2 separate regions of the Homo sapiens genome follow, and region 1 is linked to region 2. A link is an interaction called in ENCODE POLR2A ChIA-PET data of the cell type or tissue named here. Cell type or tissue: A673. All regions are shown on one strand. Each heading gives the region's core, and the rest is flanking DNA. Links, peaks and the distances in the headings are about the cores only. Region 1 overlaps EPB41 (erythrocyte membrane protein band 4.1). Region 2 overlaps SRSF4 (serine and arginine rich splicing factor 4).

Evidence for each region. Peaks named below come from ENCODE experiments on the same cell type or tissue, not always from the same donor. Only the 100,000 strongest peaks of a DNase experiment are listed, where the experiment ranks them.
Region 1: POLR2A ChIA-PET joins it to region 2 with 9 read pairs; 4 of 35 experiments call an interaction of 5 or more read pairs at or near these places.

The regions. Positions count from the first base shown.
Region 1 is chr1:29,101,436-29,113,094 of GRCh38, reverse strand. It overlaps EPB41 (erythrocyte membrane protein band 4.1), which reads right to left. Exons shown (of 21, transcript NM_001376013.1): 18 at 3,658-3,759; 19 at 647-727. Among named protein-coding and RNA genes, the nearest start is that of TMEM200B, 17 kb to the left of the region's middle. In A673, for the core only: no CTCF peak of the experiment used is centred there; no DNase peak of the experiment used is centred there.
Region 2 is chr1:29,157,531-29,169,189 of GRCh38, reverse strand. It overlaps SRSF4 (serine and arginine rich splicing factor 4), which reads left to right. Exons shown (of 6, transcript NM_005626.5): 2 at 8,673-8,815; 3 at 9,704-9,816. It also overlaps a transcript of MECR not described here. Among named protein-coding and RNA genes, the nearest start is that of SRSF4, 19 kb to the left of the region's middle. RefSeq lists an enhancer at 4,088-4,708. In A673, for the core only: no CTCF peak of the experiment used is centred there; a DNase peak (open chromatin) is centred at 6,989; H3K27ac peaks cover 2,033 bases.

The sequences.
Region 1 (11,659 bases), core at 4,512-8,511, 56 kb after region 2:
ATCAACCCACTCTCTTTTAGGAAAGGAGAAAAAAATCAGCGGAAAAGTGATTTGCCCAAGGTCACACAGCAAGTTAGAGATGTAGGGCAGAAAACAAGTTTCGAGTCTGCTGGTGTCTTGTCCACCATACTATGCTCCCGCTCGTGTCTTCTCGGCTGTTACAGCTCTCTAAGGGTAGGGGCATGCTTCCCTTTGTTTTGATGTTGTCTAGCATGGGTTCAGGTACCTTTACCTTCGGAATAACAATAGCTCCATTTAACTGAGCTCACCATGTGCCACCAGCTGTTCATCCAGTATTTCACCTGATTCTCACAACAACCCTGAGAGGGAGATACTATCATCTTCATCTTACAGATGCAAAATGGAGGCCCAGAGAGTTAACAGCTAGAATATATTAAGAACCAGCAATTGAATCAAGTCTTGGAATCCAAAGCTCATGTTCTTTCCATTACATTTCCTGGCTCCTCAATCTGTGGCCTCCATCCCACAGGCCTCTTACTTTGATTGTCTTTGTCTTTCTTCTCAATTAAGAGCTAGAGTGGCCAAAGAGGCTTTTTGCAGATGAAGATGGCAAACAAACTCCTGTATTCATCGGTCTTCCTGCCCAGGGACCCCTCCCAGGCCCAGATCTCTTCAACATTCCCACCTGATCATGGTCAATATCAGCATCTCCTGTGATCACAATTCTCTTTTCAATACGTGTCTCTGAAATCCCACCTTTTACAGTCTGGAACCAAAGAGAAGATGTCATATGAGATCAGCGATATAACAAGAATTAAAAAAAAAGAAAAAGAGGCCAGGTTTAGTGGTTCACACTTGTAATCTCAACACTTTGGGAGGCTGAGATAGGAGGAATGCTTGCGGCCAGGAGTTTGAGACCAGCCTGGGCAACATAATGAGACCTCGTCTCTATTAACAAACAAACAAACAAAAAAAGAAAAATAGCAAAGATTATTCCGAAAGCTCCACTCCAAATTTTAATCTACTGCTGGGTACTGCAAAGGACAGCTTTCTAACCTACTTGTCCAAAATCTCAACCAGACCTGCTACTTCTACTCCCTTGTAGAGTACACTTCTACTCCCCTGGATTATTAAAATCTTTGTTTTTTTTTTTTTTTGAGACAGAGTCTCGCTCTGTTGTCCAGGCTGGAGTGTAGTGGTGTGATCTCGGCTCACTGCAACCTCTGCCTCCCGGGTTCAAGCAATTCTCCTGCCTCAGCCTCCTGAGTAGATGGGACTACAGGCACGCACCACCATGCCCAGCTAATTTTTGGATTTTTAGTAGAGATGGGGTTTCACTATGTTGGCCAGGCTGGTCTCAAACTCCTGACCTTGTGATCCACCCACCTCAGCCTCCCAAAGTGCTTGGATTACAGGCGTGAGCCACCACATCCAGCCTTGATTACTACAATCTTTTTTATTTATTTATTTATTTATTTTTTGAGACGGAGTCTTGCTCTGTCGCCCAGGCTGGAGTACAGTGGTGCGATCTCGGCTCACTGCAAGCTCTGTCTACTGGGTTCACACCATTCTCCTGCCTCAGCCTCCCAAGTAGCTGGGACTACAGGCGCCTGCCACCACGCCCGGCTAATTTTTTCTATTTTTAGTAGAGACGGGGTTTTTTGTCAGCTAGGATGGTCTCGACCTCTTGACCTCGTGATCTGCCCGCCCCGGCCTCCCAAAGTGCTGGGATTACAGGTGTGAGCCACCGCGCCCAGCCTGGATTACTAAAATCTTTATTAAGCTAAACAGAAAGTCACAATTCTGTATTTACTTTCTCCTTTTTCTTCCTCCTGAATACCACAGAAATCTAGCAAGTAAACAAAATAGGACTTTCTGTGCTCTTCTCTCATACATTTCTGTTTTAGAGACTGGATACTGATGCTATACATTTTAATTGATCATTTTCTTTTTCTTTTTTTTTTTTTGAGATGGAGTCTTGCTCTGTTGCTCAGGCTAGAGTGCAGTGGCATGATCTTAGCTCACTGCAACCTCCGCCTCTTGGGTTCAAGTGATTCTCCTGCCTAAGCCTCCCGAGTAGCTGGGACTATAGGCGTGTGCCACCATGCTCGGCTAATTTTTATTTTTTTAGTAGAGATGGGGTTTCGCCATGTTGGCCAGGCTGGTCTTGAACTCCTGATCTCAGGTGATCCGCCCGCCTTGGCCTCCCAAAGTGTTGGGATTACAGGCATGAGCCACCATGATCATTTTCAAGAGGAAAAAAATCTGAAGGCTATGAACAAATATGTCACACAGCTTGAAACTGGGCTCTTGTATTTTAAAGCATTTTCATATTATTGATGTCAAAAGGTCCTCACATAATCTCCTGAGGGTGAGTAGATTTCTCTTTCTGGTAGATGAGGAAAACCAAGGTCTAGACACATTAAGTTAACTAGTTTCCAGTCATCTGTGTATTGATGAGAGAGCTTGGTCAAGAAGCTATATTTCTTACCTATTAAAAAAAGTATTTTCCTCTAGTGTTACAGCAAACATCGATTGCCTCTGATTTTCTGGGGGTAGTTCCAATTTTAGATATTTTCTCTCTCTTGCTTCCTATAAACTACATTCTAATAATTCCAATATTTCAGCATCCAAACAAGTTCTCATGGCCTTGTCCCTGGAATGCTGTAAAAATTCTTCCTCAGACCCAGAGTTCTGATTTTGGGCTTGGAAAATATGGTTGTATAAAAATACCAAAAATAATTTCCCTGAAGCTGACTTTTTGTTTTGTTTTGTTTTTACAGAGATAGGTTTTAGGGTCTTGCTCTGTCACTCAGGCTGGAGTGCAGTGGCATGATCACGGCTTACTGCAGCCTTGATGCCCTGGGCTCAAGTGATCCTCCCACCTCAGCCTCCCAAGTAGCCGGGACCACAGGCATGCGCCATTATGCCCAGCACATTTTTTTTTTTTTGTATTTTTTTGTACAGATGAGGTTTCACTATGTTGCCAAGGCTAATCTCAAACTCCTGGGCTAAAGGGATCCACCTGTCTCAGCCTCCCAAAGTACTGGAATTACAGGTGTGATTACACCACGCCTGGCCCCTTAAGTTAACTTTCTATTGAGATAGAGTCTGCTCGCTCACCCAGGCTGGAGTGCAGTGGCGCAATCTCTGCTCACTGTAATCTCTGCTTCCTGGGTTCAAGCAATTCTCCTCCCTCAGCCTCCCGAATAGCTGGGACTACAGGTGTATGCCGCCACACCCGGCTAATTTATGTATTCTTAGTAGAGACGGGGTTTTACCATGTTGGTCAGGCTAGTCTCGTACTCCTGATCTCAGGTGATCCACCTGCCTTGGCCTCCCAAAGTGCTGGGATTACAGGTGTGGGCCACCATGCCTGGCCATGCTGACTTTTTAAACTTACTTCCACAGCCAGACAGGGGACTCACTGACCAGAGAGACAGATGTGTAAAGAGAACAACCACACCTACCTTTAGGAGACTACTAAGTAGGCAGGGATACTCTCAGGGTATCTCCCTAGATTTATTGCTGGGGAAGGCAGCAGGGCCTTTCCATCCAGGACTCTTTGAATAATGTGGCTTACTAGGGATGGAGCTGAAAATATTTGCTTATGGACTAGGGTCCTTCTTGCAGAGAGGTGGCAGCAAGCTTAGCCTGCCCCTGGGTTCCATAAAGAGGTTCTAGCTGGTCTGTTACCTTGGTAATTTGAGTTGTGGTGGTGCTGCTTGGGGTCTCAGATGTGATAGTTTGAGCTGTCAGCAAGACTCCTGGGTCCAAGTCTCCACTGTTGTCGTCAGTCTGCAGAAGAAAGCATGGCTCATCATCATGCCTCTCAGGAAGACTGGGCAAATGTTGCAGGCTGCAGCTTTGCTCTTCAGCTGCACATTCTGATGCAAAAATCTCATTCCCTTAGAATGACCTCTTTTTTTTTTTTTGAGACGGAGTTTCACTCTTGTCGCCCAGGCTGGAATGCAGTGGCGTGATCTCAGCTCACTGCAACCTCCGCTTCCCGGTTTCAAGCAATTCTCCTGCCTCAGCCTCCTGAGTAGCTGGGATTACAGGCATGCACCACCACACCGGGCTAATTTTGTATTTTTAGTAGAGATGGGGTTTCTCCATGTTGGTCAGGCTGGTCTCAAACTCCCCACCTCAGGTGATCCGCCTGCCTCGGCCTCCCAAAGTACTGGCATTACAGGTGTGAGCTACCGCACCCGGCCAGGGTAACCTCTTTTTTTTTTTTTTTTTCAGGGTAACCTCTTAACAAATAAAATAAATTGGGCCATGCTCGGTGGCTCATGCCTGTAATCCTAGCACTTTGGGAGGTGTAGGCGGGTGGATCACCTGAGGTCAGGGGTTTGAGACCAGCCTGGCCAACAGAGTGAAACCCTGTGTCTACTAAAAAAACAAAATTAGCCGGACGTGGTGGTGCTTGCCTATAATCCCAGCTACTCGGGAGGCTGAGGCAGAAGAAATGCTTGAACCTGGGAGGTGGAAGTTGCAGTGAGCCAAGATCCCGCCACTGTACTTCCAGCCTGGGCAACAGAGTGAGACTCTGTCTAAAAATAAATAAATAAAATAAAATAAAATAAATTCCCTGGGCACAAAGTTCCTTCTAAGAAAGTTGGATGGGTATAGTTTCCTTAGCACTGAGTCAGTGACAGGAATGGATCAGAAATAGGAGGCAGGGGCCGGGCACGGTGGCTCAGGCCTATAATCCCAGCACTTTGGGAGACCGAGGGGGGCAGATCACCTGAGGTGGGGAGTTTGAGACCAGAATGACCAACATGGAGAAACCCCATCTCTACTAAAAATACAAAATTAGCCGGGTGTGGTGGTGCATGTCTGCAGTCCCAGCTACTCGGGAGTCTAAGGCAGGAGAATAGCTTGAACCCAGGAGGCAGAGGTTGTGGAGAGCTGAGATTGCGACATTGCACTCCAGCCTGGGCAACAAGAGCGAAATTCTGTCTCAAAAAAAAAAAAAAAAAGAAATAAGAGGCAGGAACATAGCCACAGGTCAACATTAGTGACAATAATTAAGCACATGTATAGCATTTTATAGTTCACAAATGCCTTTCAAACATTAGCTTTTTTTTTTTTTTTTTTTTGAGATGGAGTCTTGCTCTGTCACCCAGGCTGGAGAGTAGTGGCGTGATCTCAGCTCACCGAAACCTCCACCTCCTGGGTTTAAGCAATTCTCCTGCCTCAGCCTCCTGAGTAGCTGGGAATATAGGCACGCGCCACCACGCCCGGCTAATTTTTGTATTTTTTTTTTTTTTTTTTTTGAGATGGAGTTTCGCTTCTGTTGCCCAGGCTGGAGTGCAATAGTGTGATCTCGGCTCACTGCAACCTCTGCCTCCCAGGTTCAAGCAATTCTCCTGCCTCAGCCTCCCAAGTAGCTGGGATTACAGGCGCCTGCCACCACGCCTGGCTAATTTTTGTATTTTTAGCAGAGATGGAGTTTCACCATATTGGCCAGGCTGGTCTCGAACTCCTGACTTCGTGAACCGCCCACCTCCACCTCCCAAAGAGCTGAGATTACAGCTCTTTGAGCCACCGCGCCCAGCCGCTAACTAATATTTTCTTCAGCCAAGACCAGTCATCTACTTTAGATTCAGACTCAACTAATATTTATTATACTCCTACTATGTGCCAAGCATATAATTCAACTGTTGTCTCAATTATGCCTCTCAATATCTGAGGGAGGAACCATTATTATACACATTGTACAGTTAAGAAAACAGAGCTCCAGAGAGGTTAAGAATTTGTCCAAGACTCTAATGGGTGTTTGAACTAGGACTCAGGGCAAGAAACTCCCTGTTTGAAGTCTGGGGTTTGGGTCCCCACTCAGACAGTAACCAGCTGTGGAACCTTGGGCAAGTCACTCTGACTTCTCTGAGCTTTAGTTTTCTCATTTATTTGATTTTTAAATTTTTATTTATTTTATTTTTTGTTGAGAGGGAGTTTTGCTTTTTCCCCAGGCTGGAGTACAATAGTGGGATCTCGGCTCACCGCAACCTCCACCTCCTGGGTTCAAGCGATTCTCTTGCCTCAGCCACCCAAGTAGCTGGGATTACAGGCGCATGCCACCACACCTGGCTAATTCTGTATTTTTAGTAGAAACAGGGTTTCACCATGTTGGCCAGGCTGGTCTCAAACTCCTGACCTCAGGTGATCCACCCTCCTCAGCCTCCCAAAGTGCTGGGATTACAGGCGTGAGCCATTGCACCCAGTCTAGTTTTCTCATTTATAAAAGCAATACTGGGGACTGGGTGCAATGGCTCACACCTGTAGTCCCAGCACTTTGGGAGGCCAAGGCAGGCGGATCACGAGGTCAGGAGTTCAAGACCAGCTGACCAATATGGTGAAACCCCATCTCTACTAAAAATACAAAAATTAGCCAGGTGTGGTGGCAAACGCCTGTCGTCCCAGCCACTCAGGAGGCTGAGGCAGGAGAATCTCTTGAACCTAGGAGGTGGAGGTTGCAGTGAGCCAAGATTGTGTCACTGCACTCCAGCCTGGGTAACAGAGGAAGACTCCATCTCAAAAAAAAAAAAAAAAAAAAAAAAAAATCCCAGCTACTCGGGAGGCTGAGAGGTTGCAGTGAGTTGAGATTGCGCCACTGCACTCCAGCCTGGGCAACAAGAGTGAAACTCCATCTCAAAAAAATAAATAAATAAATAAAATAAAAAATAAAAGCAATATGGGAATATGTGTTCTGCCTACACCGTAGCACTGTTGTGAGCATACAAAGAAATTATACAAATAAAATTAGCTTATAAATTGTTATAACATGAATTTGCATGCCAGAAGGGCTAAAGCTTTTTGAAGAACTCCTCTATAAACCTGTGACTCTATCTTTATCTACCTCCTGCCCGCTCCCTCTAGTCTCTTTTCTGTCTCTGAAGAATGCTAAAGATGCAGGAGACACTGTTATGTTTTCCTACTTACCCTGTTCCCATACAGGGCCTGTTTTCCTTGATCCTCTTACCAATGTTTCCTCATACTGGTCATTTGTCCTATGACCCAGCAATTTGACTCTTAGATGTTTACTCAAGATAAATGAAACGCCCACAACAAGATTTGTGGCCAGGCACGGTGGCTCATGCCTGAAATCCCAGCACTGTGGGAGGCCGAGGCAGGTGGATTGCCTGAGGTCAGGAGTTTGAGACCAGCCTGGCCGACATCATGAAACCCTATCTCTACCACAAAATACCAATAAATTAGCCAGGCATGGTGATACATGCCTGTAGTCCAGTTACTCTGGAGGCTGAGGCAGGAGGATCGCTTGAACCAGGAGGCGGAGGTTGCAGTGGGCTGAGATCATGCCACTGCACTCCAGCCTCGGCAACAGAGCCATACTCTGTCTCAAAAAAAAAAAAAAAAAAAAAAAGATCTGTACATGAACATTCATAGCAGCTTTATTAATATTTTCCCAAACTGAAATTCATCCAACTGTCCATCAACAAATGAATGGATAAACAAATTGTGGTATATTCATTCAATGTAATACTATTCAGCAATAAAAAAGAGGGAACTACTGATTCACATAACATGGATGAATCTAAAAAATATTATATTCAGAAAGAAGGCAGACACTGTTGGGTACGGTGGCTCAGGCCTGTAATACCAGCACTTTGGGAGGCCAAGGTGGGTGGATCACCTGAGGTCAGGAGTTCAAGACCAGCCTGGCCAACATGGTGAAACCCCGTCTCTACTAAAAATACAAAAATTAGCCAGGTGAAGTGGTGGGCACCTGTAATCCTGGCTACTCAGGAGGCTGAGGCAGGAGAATCGCTAGAATCTGGGAGGTGGAGGTTGCAGTGAGCTGAGATGGTACTACTGCACTCCAGCAGCCTGGATGACAAGAGTGAGACTCCAATTCAAAAAGAAAGAAAGAAGCCATACACAAAAGTGTACTACTGTATACTTCTACTTACATGAAGTCCAAACCAGGCAAAACTAAGCAATACTGATAGAAAGCAGAGCACTGGCTGCCTAAAGGGGTAGAAATCAGATGGAAAAGGCTATGAAGCCAGTTTCAGGGGTAATGTTCTGTATCCTAAATGTGTCTTGGTTACACATGTATAGCCATTTGTCAAAACCAATCAAATTGCTAGGCATGGTGGCTCACATCTGTAATACCAGCACTTTGGGAGGCTGAGGAGGGAGGATTGCTTGAGCCCAGGAGTTCGAGATCAGCCTTAGCAACAAAGTGAGTCCCGTGTGTACAAAAAATTAAAAAATTAGGCCGGGCACAGTGGCTCACACCTGTAATCCCAGCACTTTGGGAGGCCGAGGCGGAAGGATCATGAGGTCAGGAGTTCGAGACCAGCCTGACCAACATGGCGAAGCCCTGTTTCTACTGAAAAAAGAAATACAAAAATTAGCCAGGCATGGTGGCCCGCACCTGTAATCCCAGCTACTCAGAAGGCTGAGGCAGGAGAATTGCTTGAACCCGGAAGGCAGACGTTGCAGTGAGCTGAGATCATGCTACTGCAGTCCAGGCCAGGTGACAGAGCGAGACTCCGTCTCGAAAAAAAAAAAAAATTAAAAAGTCACATGTAGTGGTGTGCGCCTGGAGTCCTAGCTACTCATGAGGCTGAGGTGGGAGGATCACTTGAGCCCAAAAGGTCGAGGCTGCAGTGAACTGTGGTCATGCCACTGTAACTCCAGCCTGGGCAACAGTGCGAGACCCTGTCTGTGCATTTCACTGTATGTAAATTTTACCTCAAACACACCCATATACACACATAAAAAACTACACGTAAAAACTATCCCCTCTGACCATGTTTTCCAAAGCACAGAGACTGTGAATAAATAAAAAAATGGTGCTCCGGCTTACTTATCCAGCAAGATAATAAAAGCAAAAGTAGAAATAGTAAATAAATAATAACAATTGCAAATGAATATCTAGTGCTTATTATCTGCCAGGCACTTTGGAAACATTTATGTGCATTAATTCATTTATTCCTGACAACAATCCTATGAGGTACAACTATTAGCCACATTTTACAAATGAGGAAACTGAGGCACATGGCGATTTAGTAATTTGACTGCACACTAGTGACAGGGCAGGTTCAAAGCCAGGAAATCTGACTCTGACTCGAAAGTCAACACTCTTCCCCACTCTACCCCACTGTCTAGCATAAGTAATAAAAAGCAATGTGGGCCGGGAGCAGTGGATCACGCCTGTAATCCCAGCACTTTGGGAGGCCAAGGCGGGCAGATCACCTGAGATCAGGCATTCGAAACCAGCCTGACCAACGTGGCAAAACCCATCTCTACTAGAAATAAAAAAATTAGCCGGGCATGGGGGCGCATGCCTGTGGTCCCAGCTATTTGGGAGGCTGAGGCTGGAGAATTGCTTGAACCTGGGAGGTGGAGGTTACAGTGAGCCGAGATCGCGCCACTGCACTCCAGCCTGGGTGACAGAGTGAGACTCCATCTCAAAAATAAATAAATAAACAAACAAACAAATAAAATAAAAAGCAATTTGTATCTTGACTGTCTTAAGCCTGGTTAAAATGAAATAAAGGCAAATGTTTAACAACGCAATATAATAATAGCTACCATTATGAATAGCTAATAAATACCAGGCAAACATTGTGCTTATTTCAATAACTTGATCACAGTATTTTTCAGAAGAGAAAACTAAGGCTCAAAAAGATAAGGGACTTGCCCAAGGTCACAAAACTAGCAAATGTCGGAATTAAGACCTAAGTCACTCTAATTCCAAAGCCCACGGGCTCTGTCAAGAATATCACGCTGCCTTTATATTTCTCTAATATGTCAGGATATTTTAAAATGACTGCTTCCATTTCCTTTTTTTGTAGGAGCTACCTACACCCACACCACAGGGACTTCTGTGGTCAGTGTGGCTCTAACTTTTAAAACAATTTATTTTGAACCATTTAAATTTTGGGGGCGCAGGGTGCGGTGGTTCATGCCTGTAATCCCTGCACTTTGGGAGGTCGAGGCGGGCTGACTACTTGAGGCCTGGAGTTTGAGACCAACCTGGCCCACAAGGTGAAACCCTGTCTCTACTAAAAATATAAAAATTAGGCTGGGTGCGGTGGCTCACACCTGTAATCCCAGCACTTTGGGAGGCCAAGGTGGGTGGATCACCTGAGGTCAGGAGTTCGAGACCAGCCTGACCAACATGGTGAAACCCCGTCTCTACTAAAAGTACAAAAATTAGCTGGGTGTGGTGGTGGGTGCCTGTAATCCCAGCCACCTGGGAGGCTGAGGCATGAGAATCGCTGGAACCCAGGAGGTGGAGGTTGCAGTGAGCCGAGATGGCACCACTGCATTCCAGCCTGGGCGACAAGAGGGAAACTCTGTCTCAAACAAAAATAAAAATAAAAATATGAATATAAATATTAGCCAGGTGTGGTGGCATGCACATGTAATCCCAGCTACTCAAGAGGCTGAGGCACGAGAATCACTTGAACTCGGGAGGCAGAGGTTGCAGTGAGCTGAGATCATGCCACTGCACTCCAGCCTGGGCTACAGAGCAAGACTGTCTCTAAATAATAATAATAATAATAAAATAAAATTTTTTGGCTATGTCTATGCTATAAAAATTTTAATACTTCAAAATGTTTTACAGTGAAAAGTCAGTTTCCCTCCCACTCCTGACCCGAGTCCTGCAGTCTCAGTCTCCTTCATCAGGGGCCACTATACGTTTTGGTTGTTGGTTTTTTGTTTTGTTTTTTAGTACCCATTCAGAGAGAGTGTATTGATATACAAACCTAAACACACATAGCTGCAATATACATCCCTTCTCCCCTCCATAAACAGTACCACCATAGTGCACCATGCTTGTTCACTTACCAATTTATCATGTAGCTTGTTCCCATCAGAAGCTTTTATTAAAGGCCACACAGAATTACCTTAATTGGATGTACCATAATGTATTTAACCAGCTCTCCACTGATGGACATTTAGCTTGTTTCCATGGTAGTGACAACTTAAAGGGATTCTGCCATATGAAGTAATTATTTCCTATATCCTCTGGCTAATAGCGTGTACAATTTTTAAGTAATTTCCTATTCCTTTCTTTTTCAGTCCCCTTCACTGCCAAGACCTATTCATTCATTTCTCTGTCTCTCTCGACTGACACATTTCTTTTTTCTTGTTTCCTCAGACACTTCAGTTCTTTACAAGCATTTCTCCAGAGATGTTCTAGTCATATTCCTGGTCCCAGACCTCTCCCTACTTTATTTTGTTTTTTTGATACAGGTCCTCACTCTGTTCCCCAGGCTGGAGTGCAGTGGCACAATCACAGCTCACTGCAGCCTCGAACTCCTGGGCTCAAGGGAGCCTCCGCCTCAGCCTTCCGAGCAGCTGAGACTATGGGTGCGTCCACCACGCCTGGCTCATTGCTTCAATTATGCCACTTTGTTAGTATCGATAAACTTTACGCAACCTCTCATTATTTGTTTATTTATTTACTTATTTATTTTTGAGATGGACGCTCGCTCTTTCACCCAGGCTGGAATGCAGTGGCATGATCTCGGCTCACTGCAACCTCCACCTCCCAGGTTCAAGCGATTCTCCTGCCTCAGCCTCCCAAGCAGCTGGGACTATAGGTGCACGCCACCACGCCTGGCTAATTAAACTCTCATTATGTACCAAACTCAAAATCTGCACTCTAGACCACGAAAGAGAGAATAGGGAAGCATACTGACACTAAGTG
Region 2 (11,659 bases), core at 4,690-8,689:
GTCAGATGACAGTAAACCTCAGAGTTGTGAAAATTAAATGGATATAATGTGTGTAAAGCACTTAGCATAATGCTTTATACATCGTAAAACTTTCAAAAATAGGAGTAGTAATTATTACAAAGAAATGTGAAGAAGAGTCCTAGTGGGCTGCATGTTAAAAATAGTTTTTAGTTAATGAAAATTAAATCACATCTTAGATGTTTATCATCTGCATGGTACTTTTCTGGTTGCTGCTTTAACCTTTGTATAGTTGAAAGTCTGTAAACTTTCTAGTATTCTTTGATTTCTGGCCCATTTCCCTCCTACCATTCACGCTTATATTTTTTGGTTCAAGTCACCATTCCTTGCAAAACTAATTAAATACATTCCTAAATACATAATATTGCCAATATTCATTCACATCCACCACGTCTAGATCCAAGTCTTCATCTTCTTTATGCTGGTCTAATTTTTGCTGAGCCTTAGAAGCAAAGACAGACTCCGGGGGTTGATATGGGACCTCCAGAATGGGGATTGCACAGAATAATCTTATTTTTCCTCTATTCTTCTAGTCTGTTATGTTCTGAACCCACACATGTTTTCGGAAGGACCAGATGGCTGACACTGGCTAATGGGAACCAAAAGACGAGTGAAAGTAACCTGGTTGTCACATACCCCCAGCTTAGAGGTGCTTCACCCTGCCCCAAGGTCAATTTCTTTTTTCTCTAGAGACTTTACCCCATTATATCAAAAACCTTTACTACAGCCTGACTTTATCTGATGTTAGAGTATCATTAAGTCAAGCAGCAGCATTTATTGAGTGAAAAAAGATTGTACACAGGACTGGAAGAGAAGCATCTGCCTTTAAAATACAGTAGAAGGCCGGGCATGGTGGCTCATGCCTGTAATTCTAGCACTTTGGGAGGCCAAGGCAGGTGGATTGCCTGAGCTCAGGAGTTCGAGACCACCCTGGGCAACATGGTGAAACCCTGTCTCTCCTAAAAAAAAAAAAAAAAAAATTACAAAAAATTTGCCGGGCATGGTGGTGCACACCTGTAGTCCCAGCCACTCTAAAGGCTGAGGTACAAGAATTGCTTGAGCCCAGGGTCAGAGGTTGCAGTGAGTGGAGATCGCGCCGCTGCGCTGCAGCCTGCGCGACAGAGCGAGACTATGTTTTTTTTAAAAAAAAAAAAAAAAAGGAATTAGAACCTTGTGGTTTAGAGCTGGGATTTTTAGAGTCATGGGTCTGGGTTCAAATCTAGCTCCTTCACTCATGAGCTCCTTGAAAATGAGCAAGTTGCTTACTCCAAGCCTCAGTTTCTCATTGTAAAATGAGAAGAATAATAATACATTCTTCACATTTGATATACAAATGGATGAAATATTATGGATAAATTATTTACTGTGCCAGGCACTGTGCTAAATAGCCAACAGATATTAGCCTTCGTTTTTCTTAGTGAAGAGCTCATAATCAAAAGAGAAGGTAAGCACAAAGACAAAAACAAGACTTAAAAAGCTACAGAAACATGACTGGGCACAGTGGCTCACGCCTGTAATCCCAGCACTTTGGGAGGCTGAGGCGGCCATATCACAAGGTCAGGAGTTTGAGACAAGCCTGACCAACATGGTGAAACCCCGTCTCCACTAAAAATATAAAAATTAGCTGGGCGTGGTGGCGTGTGCCTGTAATTCCAGCTATTCAAGAGGCTGAGGCAGGAGAACTGCTTGAACCTGGGAGGTGGAGGCTGCAGTGAGCCAAGATTGTGCCTTTGCACTCCAGCCTGGGCAACAGAGCGAGACTCCATCTCAAAAAAACAAAAACAAAAAGCGTAAAATTGAATAGAAGTGCTAAAGCTAAAGAAAGTCCTAAAATAATTGGAATAGGCAAGTTTCTGAGGCTTCATGAAAGAGGTAATTCTCAAGCATATGGAAGAAGATTGATATAATTCAACTTGTGTAGTCAAGGTGTTCCAGGTTTAGAGAGTGACATAAAGATACTTAGGAGTCGTTATAGACTTCTAAACAAAAAAATGATTTAGTAGCTGACTTTTCCTGACACAATGCAAAAGACAAGTTGACTAAGTAAAAATAGCTCTAGCCTAGAATTACATAAATTAATCCAAATGGTAGAGACAGCCCTGAAGGCCCAGCAAATGAGAAAACTGCAGAACTTGGCAGTAGACCCAGTGGGTAACCAATAAGATATAGTCAGAAGTGATTACAAAGGTGTTGGGAGCAAATTAGATGGTCAAGGGATCCGGAAGAGAGAAATCATGAGGTAGGTTTTCTTCTTTGAAGGTGGGGAAAGATCAAGTGCAGACTGAGCTGTGGCCAACGTTTGCAGACCAGGAATCCACACTAGCTCTAATCAGAGAGCCCTTGGTGTGCGGGAACTGCCAGTTTGCCGACGTGAAAAGAGTCCCAGACTGGGTAATGGTGAGCCCTGAAGTCGCACCCCAGCTCTGCCACTCAGTGAGCACGGGTAAGTCATCCACCTCCTCCAGGTGGCCTTGATGGCCCTCCCTCCTCTGAGACTAAAGAGAGGCCACAATGCCCAGAGCAGCCTCCTTCCTGTCTCAAGAAAGGAAAGGATCTCAGGAACCCATTTCATGTGGTAGCAGCTTTTAGTTGTGGGTTGTAAACAACCCTCTGTTGCCAGGAAAGTCAAATTGCAACCATAATCACTGATCCTGAGCAGTAAATGTGACATTGGTTAATTCTTCTGTGAGGGCCTGAACGCTGGTTCCCTGGAATGTTGCAGACCTTTGGAATCGGGGCAGTTACACTGTTCTCATTCACAAGCTTTTCTCTGAGTTGGCCTCTTCTGAGCACTAGAGTTGGTTGCAGAAGTGTCTTTCTACAGTTTGCCAAGCACTTTATGCAGACAGCAAGAATTACCGTTTTTTTAGTACTGTCCTATCAGTGTGTCCTGACTTTTTACCTCATAAGACCAAGTTGGCTGAAGCATAGGACATCACTGAGTGCTTTGAAACAAAGCTGTTTGATTCCTGTTCACTGAATGCCATTTCTTTCAGGGTAGATTTAAGGACTTTCCCCTTAAAGTACAGTGCTACTGACTCTAGATTGAGGGTTCAAGCCACCCCGTGGGTTAACTTCAACAGATGAAAATTTTTCCTTGGCTACAGCAACATCCCTAATCCTGACCAGCCATGGAGAGGTTCGGTTCTTACAAGGAAAATGAGTGAATGTGGGAATGGCTCACCACATTGTGAAAACAAAACTCACATCCTGCTGATGGTTGGCTGAGGACTGTCATGTCCACATACAAAGAAAAGCATGTGGCACAGTTTTAGGACAAAGGTGAGCAGAGATCCACCGTGGAAAGGGGCATATTTTCTTATAGAGAGACCATCCAAGGCATGCCCCTCGGTAAGCAGTGTTGGTGGGTGACCACGGTCACACGCATGGAGGCTTGCTTTCCCCTGCTCCTCATACCCACTCCCTAGCAGTTTCTGGTATTGAGCACCCCCTTAGTCATGCCTTGCCCAGTTAGCCATTGATCAGCCTGTTTCCAGAGCAAGCCATGGGTATTAGATTGCAGACAGGACTTAGTCTCCCTGTTCAGTGAAGATGTTTGGAATACAGAAGTGACCCTAAGCTGTTCTGAAAAGAGTTGAGGTAAATCCTATTCAGTAGAACATAACAGAGCAAAGGGCAGACTTGGTGTTTGGGACCATTGGTATAGGCTATTAGGATCAGAGAAAGGATATTTAGCAAGGATACAAACTCAGATAATAATTCTTGCCTGAAGAAGTGTGGTTAACATTTCAAAAGTTGAAGTCTTAGAGTACCTTAGTTTTAAAAATACGTCATTCCAGTTCTACCTTTTCAGAATTATGACTGATAACCTGAGCAGTACATCAGCTATTGAATGACGAAGATGAGCGCATTGGCAATGGGATAAGAATGGACTAAAGTTTAGAGCAGCCCATGTAATTCAGTGTGGCTTTTGTTTGTGGTATCCAGATACCTGTCTATACTTGGTAAGACTCATGGTGCCTGCCTTTTTTTACAGGGAAAATGACAGCAACTTCCCCTCATTCTTTTGACTAGGTTTGTGAGGATAGAATGTGACCAGAGGAAAATAGTTTTGGTAAAGACAACACAGTGCTTGGGATCAGACGAATTTTGGATTTCAGGGTTTTTTTTGGGATTTGGGAATGTTTGTATTGTACTTAATGGTTGAGCATTCCTAAACAAAATCCAAAATGTTCTGATGAGCAAATTTGAGCATCTTGTTGCTGCTCAGAAAGTTTCGGATTTTCGAGCATTTCAGATTTTGGATTTTCGGATTCAGAATACTCAACCTATTGCAGAGAAACATTAAAGAAAGGAGTTTCTTCTCTTACTTGAAGGGTGTTGTGTATTGAATAGTGAGGTCATGCTTTTTATTCTTTCATATGCATAGGGGAGGAAGATTGAAAGTGTATCGCAGGGCTCTTTGTGTTTCTGTCAATCCCTGCTGTGGAGGGGTTTTTACATTTGTCTTAGATTCTTTCTCCTGAATTCCTGCATCCTATGAATTATTGAAAGGTGTTCTTTGTTTTTAATAGAGCAGAAGAGGAAGGATTTCTGCTGTTAGAATTAGAGAAATTTATCTCTTGGGTTGTTTTGTGAGGCTTATTCACAAGTCACACCAGAGATGTATATACATATATGTACACACGTGCATACATATAATAGTATGTATACATGCATGTGTGTATTTTATATTCCTTTTTACTCTGACAGAGGATTCAAAAGGAGATTGCTTTCTGAGAAAAGAGATTTGTTTCACGTTACTTGCTGCAAAGCACAAAGGGAGTGTTAAGCTTGGCTTTAAAAGGCTCTAGTGTTAGTTACCAGGAAGAGCTTTACTTTGTTGAAGGCACTAATTAATTCAGGAACAGTTAAAAGTGTTTAAATGAACTAAAATTGGGACCCATACATAAAAGGTATTTTAGATGATAAAAATGTATCCCTTTTCATCTGTTGGTGTCTGGTGGTACCATCCTAGTGCAGGCATGTCAAATTTTAGAGTTTAAATTTTCCATTTTTGAAGCCCAGCACAGTGGCGTGTGCCTGTAATCCCAGCTACTTGGGAGGCTGAAGCCGCAGGATCCCTTGATCCCAGGAGTTCAAGTCCAGCCTGGATAACATATTGAGACCCCATCTCCATTGTTAAACCAAAGGAGCACTAATTTTAACACTTAACCTGTCATGCTTTTGATGTTAGTCGAAGCCTTGGAGATATGCAGTATACTTCCCTCATTTCATGAATAAACTAAGACCCAGAGAAATAAAATGATTTAAATTTGCTCTTCAAAGTTTGTAGCAGAACCAAGACTAGAACCCAGGTCGGTTCTTGCTGCTTCAGTCTTAATAGTTAGGGAGTTTCAGCCCTGGTGTCAAACCACAGGTTTGAATGCCAGCTCGGCGGGGTTTTTTTATGCAAGTTATTTAATATTCTGTGCCTTGATTTCTTCATTTGTAAAACAGAAATAATAGTACCTAGCTGATGGGTGCTATGAATATAAACTACGATACCATTGCTTAATAGAGAGATTGTTTAGTCAGAGGTAACATTTTATTTTTATTATCTAGTCTTCTGTCTTAATTTATTTCTATCTTATTCACTCTATTTATTGAATGAAATTAAGTCATTCTTCAAGTAAAGCAGACTTGGTAGAAACAACCACACTGATCTGCTCTTTGCTTTATTCTCAGAACAAGAGTCCGTATCAGATATGGTTTGTTGTATGCGAAGATGTTTGTTTTAATCTTCCAAACCCACTCAGCATGTCAATGGCAGAGAGAAGTGACAATCAGATGCCTGATTTGATCCTTGAACTGAACTTTGATATGTTTCAAATAGATTTTTTCACAGAATAGTAGCCAAAATTTTTCTGTAAAATAAATTTAATCTCAAGTCAGCTAATTTAATAAATGTTTTGGATACCCCCAAAACAGGCTTACCAAGTGACCCACTTGTTGGAACTTTTTAGAAGTAAATACTGGGGGAGGTTTGTAGGGATTTTTCTGTAACATTACCAGTTGTCCCTGTAACTCAAGGAAGTTTTATTGGCAAGATATGCCTTGCTTCATTCTCAGCTTGCAAAGAAAGATTCATCTGTCGTAACATTAATTTTTATTTTTAAATTAACCTGCCTCCACTGAACAGATTGTCACTGCTTTCTCTGAAAGGTCAGGATAAGTTCTGCATATGAGCCTTGGAACAGGGTGATCTTTGAGTCTGGGAGAATGTATTACCATGTAGGTCTGACAGAAGCATCACTTGCCATCAGCGGCCACTGGGCTTTCTATTTCAGTTGACCTGCAGAGCTTAGGATGTTGCATTCTGTGACCACCCCCTCTGCCCAGTAGTTGTAACCCTTCACTATTTTGAGGAAAACAGTTGGTATTTTCCTGTGGTTTGTTTAATCCTCAGGATTCGGTGATGTCCTTCTAAGATCACGTTAGATCAGTCCTGGTCATTCAGTCATTGAACAGTGCCGAGCCAGAGTATGACTCGAAGGGAGTGGAGGCCATTCCATCACGCCCAGGCCAAATGTCCCTCCTCCCTCCGCATGGCGTCAGGCTCTCACATGGTGCCAAAAGCAGTGATGCTGTGGACAGAGGAGACTTGGGACTGGTCTTGACAATTAAATTCAGGAGGGCACTTTTGTTGTTGTTATTGTTTTGAATCCATCTAGAGATAAACCAAAGTAGAAAATAGTTGAGTTGGTTTTTTATTTGCCTTAAAAGAAAAATTGTCTCTGAAAATAATAGTATAGTTTTCCTAATGACCCATTCTATCTAAGAAAGGAAAAAGCAGCTACATTATATTATCTATTAATAGATTTTTAGTCACTGTAAAGCACTTTTGAACATAGTAAGTCAGGGATTTCGAGAGGCTTTACTTGCCTTTTCTAAGATAACAGCATGTTCAAAATCCTTCTTATTAAGCTGCTCAGCAATTCTAGCCTATGGAAGCGTGAAACTATGTTTTAAAGACTTCACAGCCCATAAATTGAGCCAGGTGGCTTCTGAATTGTGTTACTGCAAGGCACTTCCTGTTAAATAACCGGGTGTGTCTGTGTTAATTTTTTTTAATGGAGTTGACATTCAGTGCCACTCAGACATTTCAACATAAAAAACCCTCCAACGTTGTTACCTACACATTGTAACCTAGCACATTGTCACCTTGAGAGACTGTTGTATGAAAGGAACTCTTTAGTAAAGGAAAAATTCCACAATTCTGAGTTCTCACTTATTTAACATGTTACTGAGTATAGCATCACATTCTAAAGAAACTGGAGGCCGGGCGCAGTGGCTCACGCCTATAATCCTAGCGCTTTGGGAGGCCCAGGAGGGCGAATCACCTGAGGTTTTGAGACCAGCTTGGCCAACATGGCAAAACCCTGTCTCTACTAAAAATACAAAAAGTAGCCAGGCATGGGGGCGTGCGCCTGTAATCCCAGCTACTCGGGAGGCTGAGGCAGGAGAATCACTTGAACCCAGGAGGTGGAGGTTGCAGTGAGCTGAGATCGCACCACTGCGCTCCAGCCTGGGCGACAGCGAGACTCTGTCTCAAAAAATAAAATAAATAAATAAATAAGTAAACTGGAATCATTTTTTGTCAGCAGGCTGAGTGACCCTCTGACAAGTCTTGTAACTTGTTTGTAGTGTCAGTGTGTTTAAATGCAGAGGAACACTAGTCTGTGTGCCCGTGTACACACAGCCTTACTAGAGTTTAAAGAAATTGCTTGTAACTTTCCTTTCTGATTAGTTATGATCAATAAGATGGTTTTGGTTTTTAAATATAGGCAATGGTCACAAAGCTGGACTTTTCACAGCTGTGTCAGACCAAACTAAATATTTCTTGAAAACATAATTTACAGGGCATTTGTATAACCTTGCTTATAAGTATCTTACAAATTTTGCACTTTAGCTATATAAATTGTACTCTTTAATAGGCATTAGTAGGATGGTGGGGGTTCTTTTGGTTATATGTTAAGCCACCAAACCTCTTGGCTGGAAAAGATGTAGCAATACCATTTAAAGAAGTTTGCACGAGTTGTATACAGATTTCAGAGAATTCCATCCTATTCTAAAACTTCATGGAAATGAATTTGGAATCTCACAGGGAAGTAAACAGCTCCAGTCTTTTTTTCACTGATAATCACATGTGACAGATGTGTTTACGTAGAGGAACAGGAACCTTAAAAAAAAGTTTTTTACTTTCACATGATTCAACAGTTATTACACAGTGCCTGAATGTAGGTCTAATTGTTCTCTAAGATACCACTTTTAAAGCTAAAAAAGATGAGTTTTATGTGGTGTTTGAAAGAGCGTTATATGTCTTGTAGCATTATATATTTTGGATTCTTATACCAAGCATCCCTGTCTTTGCAGTTGCCACCAACTACTTGGGAAACAAAAGAAGTGTCCTGTGTATGTAGCCAGCCTCCTCCTAGAAAGATAGGAGTCTACTTTGAGAAGTCTCCCTACCTCTTTCAGTGCCTGTTGGCACAAAGCAAAGTGGTTTCACCTGAAGAGAAGACAAAGTTGATCCTTAGTTTGCAAAATCCACCTAACCTTTGCTAAGCATGAACCTCATTGCTTTCTCTTTAATGTTAGTGAAGCTGGATGTCAAAATGGTACCAACCAGTATTTTCTTTGCTCTCTTCTAGATATGGTTTTGTGGAGTTTGATGATCTGCGTGATGCAGATGATGCTGTTTATGAACTGAATGGCAAAGACCTTTGTGGTGAGCGAGTAATTGTTGAGCATGCCCGCGGCCCACGGCGAGATGGCAGTTACGGTTCTGGACGCAGTAAGCATTCAAAGGGCATACTTTTATCAGTAACGTGCTTTTGTTATCATGCTAATTTTTAAAGTAATTAATTGATATTACATTTAAACGTATTGATGTTTAAGCTATTTTGTAAATTATGTATCTTTTTTAAAAATGTAGAATTACAAATAAGCCTTTGATAATGTTTAATTTTAATTAAACTAATGACAATTTCTTGTTTATAATACTTTATAAATATGTTTAATGATGTGTGTTTGTGTTGTTGTTGTTTTTTTCTCTGTAATGCAATTGTTTAACATAGATTTAACAAAGACCTCAATGTTTTAATTAAAAGAATCCTTTGAGGCTAAGATGACTGCCTGTTCCATTTGCTGACCTTGGGTTACCTTTCCATGCGTGGCTCTTTGAACCATTGTGGCCCTTGGCTGACCAAAAACAGGAAGCCATGTGACGACCGCAACCTTTCCCCATTAGACCTGGGTGGTGAGGATCCCAAGGGTTAGACACAGATGAGATTAAACTGAAATAGGTGCCTGAAAATCTTTTTTTTTCCATATAAAATATTCACAAAATGTTTAATCACTGTGAGTAACACCAGTAACTGATTTAGTAATTTGGTTACTTATTTCTAAATTGTTAAATTGTTAATAGTTTTAAATTTATGCATGTTAATCTTAAATGCAAATATTAATGAATATGTATACTTACAACTTTTTAAATTAAATGTTTATATTTAGCTGATTGCTTCTTTAAAAATCTATTTTAGAATTAAGGGTGGGAATAGAGTTAAAACGTGCTATTGTTTGGGGTGGGGGTAAATAATATATTTAAGGGGGGGTGTGTGCTGTGTCATTTTTTTTCCTTTTCTTCCACTGAAATAATCTTATTTATTTGAACCTTCCAAAGGTGGATATGGTTATAGAAGAAGTGGCCGAGATAAATATGGCCCTCCTACTCGCACAGAGTACAGACTTATTGTGGAGAATTTGTCAAGTCGGTGCAGCTGGCAAGACCTAAAGGTTTGGGCCCCATTAACCTTTTGGGGTAAGGTTGGGCAGGAGTTAAAGTTGGGAAACAGGTAGATTTGTGCAGGCCCAGGCATACACAAAATACAGTGTTATATGTTTGAAAGCCTGCACAGAGCTGGAAATAATTAAAGTGCCATATGAGTACAAAATATATCAGAATTATATTCCTGCTATACATTGTGGGACCATCATTCTAAGGACACATTTGTGAGTTTGGTTTGGTTTGGTTTGGTTTGGTTTGGTTTGGTTTGGTTTGTTTGAGATGGAGTCTCGCTGTGTTGCCCAGGCTGGAGTGCAGTGGCACCATCTCTGCTCACTGCAGCCTCCGCCTCCCGGGTTCAAGCAATTCTCCATCTCAGCTTCCTGAGTAGCTGGGATTACAGGCACCCGCCACCATGCCCGGGTAATTTTTTTGTATTTTTAGTAGAGACGAGGTTTCACCATCTTGAACTCCTGACCTTGTGATCCACCCGCCTCAGCCTCCCAAAGTGCTGGGATTACAGGCGTGAGCCACCGCGCCCGGCCTGATTTTGTTTTGTTACAGAGTCTCTGTTGCCTAGGCTGGAGTGCAGAGGCACAATCATGGCTCAGAGATTGGTTGTCACTATGTTACCCCGACTGGTCTCGAACTCCTGGCCTCAAGTGATCCTTCAGTCTCAGCCTCCTCAAGTGCTGACATGACAGAAACCTGGCCCAAATGTGTGATAACGAAATTTCTCTCTGTAAAGAATGTTTGAAACCCTGTCTCTACTTAAAAAGATACAAAAATTAGCCGGGCGTGGTGGTGGGCACCTGTAGTCCCAGCTACTTGGGAGGCTGAGGCAAGAGAATTGCTTGAACCTGGAAGGTGGAGGTTGTAGTGAGCCAAAATCATGCCACTGCACTCCAGCCTGGGCAGTAGAGCAGGACTCTGTCTCAAAAAAAAAAAAAAGGGTTACAAGAAGATGGCAGTGTAGCTACTCACCAGTCAATAAAATGGTTGAAACCATCAGTGTTTCCTGCAGCATTTGCTATAACATGCAAATTCACATCAGCTTCAGTGTGTATCCTTACTGGTGAAATTGACAATCTGACCCATGTTTTTTCATAAGGTTTTTGATGGAATATTTGTCCTGAAAGAGGTTTGGTGTCAAGAATTAAGATTCAGTGCTAATGTTGGCCATCCAGTGTACTGGTTCCAGCTTTTTTTTTTTTTTGAGATGGAGTCTCGCCCTTTCGCCTAGGCTGGAGTGCAGTGGCGCCATCTCAGCTCACTGCAACCTCCGCCTCTGGGGTTCAAGTAGTTCTGCCTCAGCCCTCTGAGTAACTGGGATTACAAGTGCATGCCACCATGCCCGGCCAATTTTTGTATTTTAGTAGAGGCGGGGTTTCACCATGTTGACCAGGCTGGTCTCGAGCTCCTCCTGACCACAAGTGATCCACCTGCCTTGGCCTCCTAAAGTGCTGGGATTACAGGCGTGAGCCACTGCACCCGGCCCCACTTATTGACAACAGTGTTTTTAATCTCAATAGGAAGAAAAACTTACTGAGCAGTATCATAATCTGAATGGTCTTAGGAGGATGCATGAAACAGGTTTTGTTTTCTGTCTCCCTTCTCGCTTTTTTTGGCCATATTTAAACAAGTCATCTCTAGCCAAATGAGTGAAGTGTATTTAGGTTCAGGAAAGAATAGTTAGGAATCCTTTACATTTGTATAGTTTAATTTAAAGCACTTTTTTGTTTTTCTTTTTAAAATTTAATCCCAGCAACCTTCAAGTAACATGCAGAAGAGCTGGGACCAGGACTCCTGACTCCCAGTCTGCTGTTTTTTCAGGTGCATCATGCTTATCGTCAG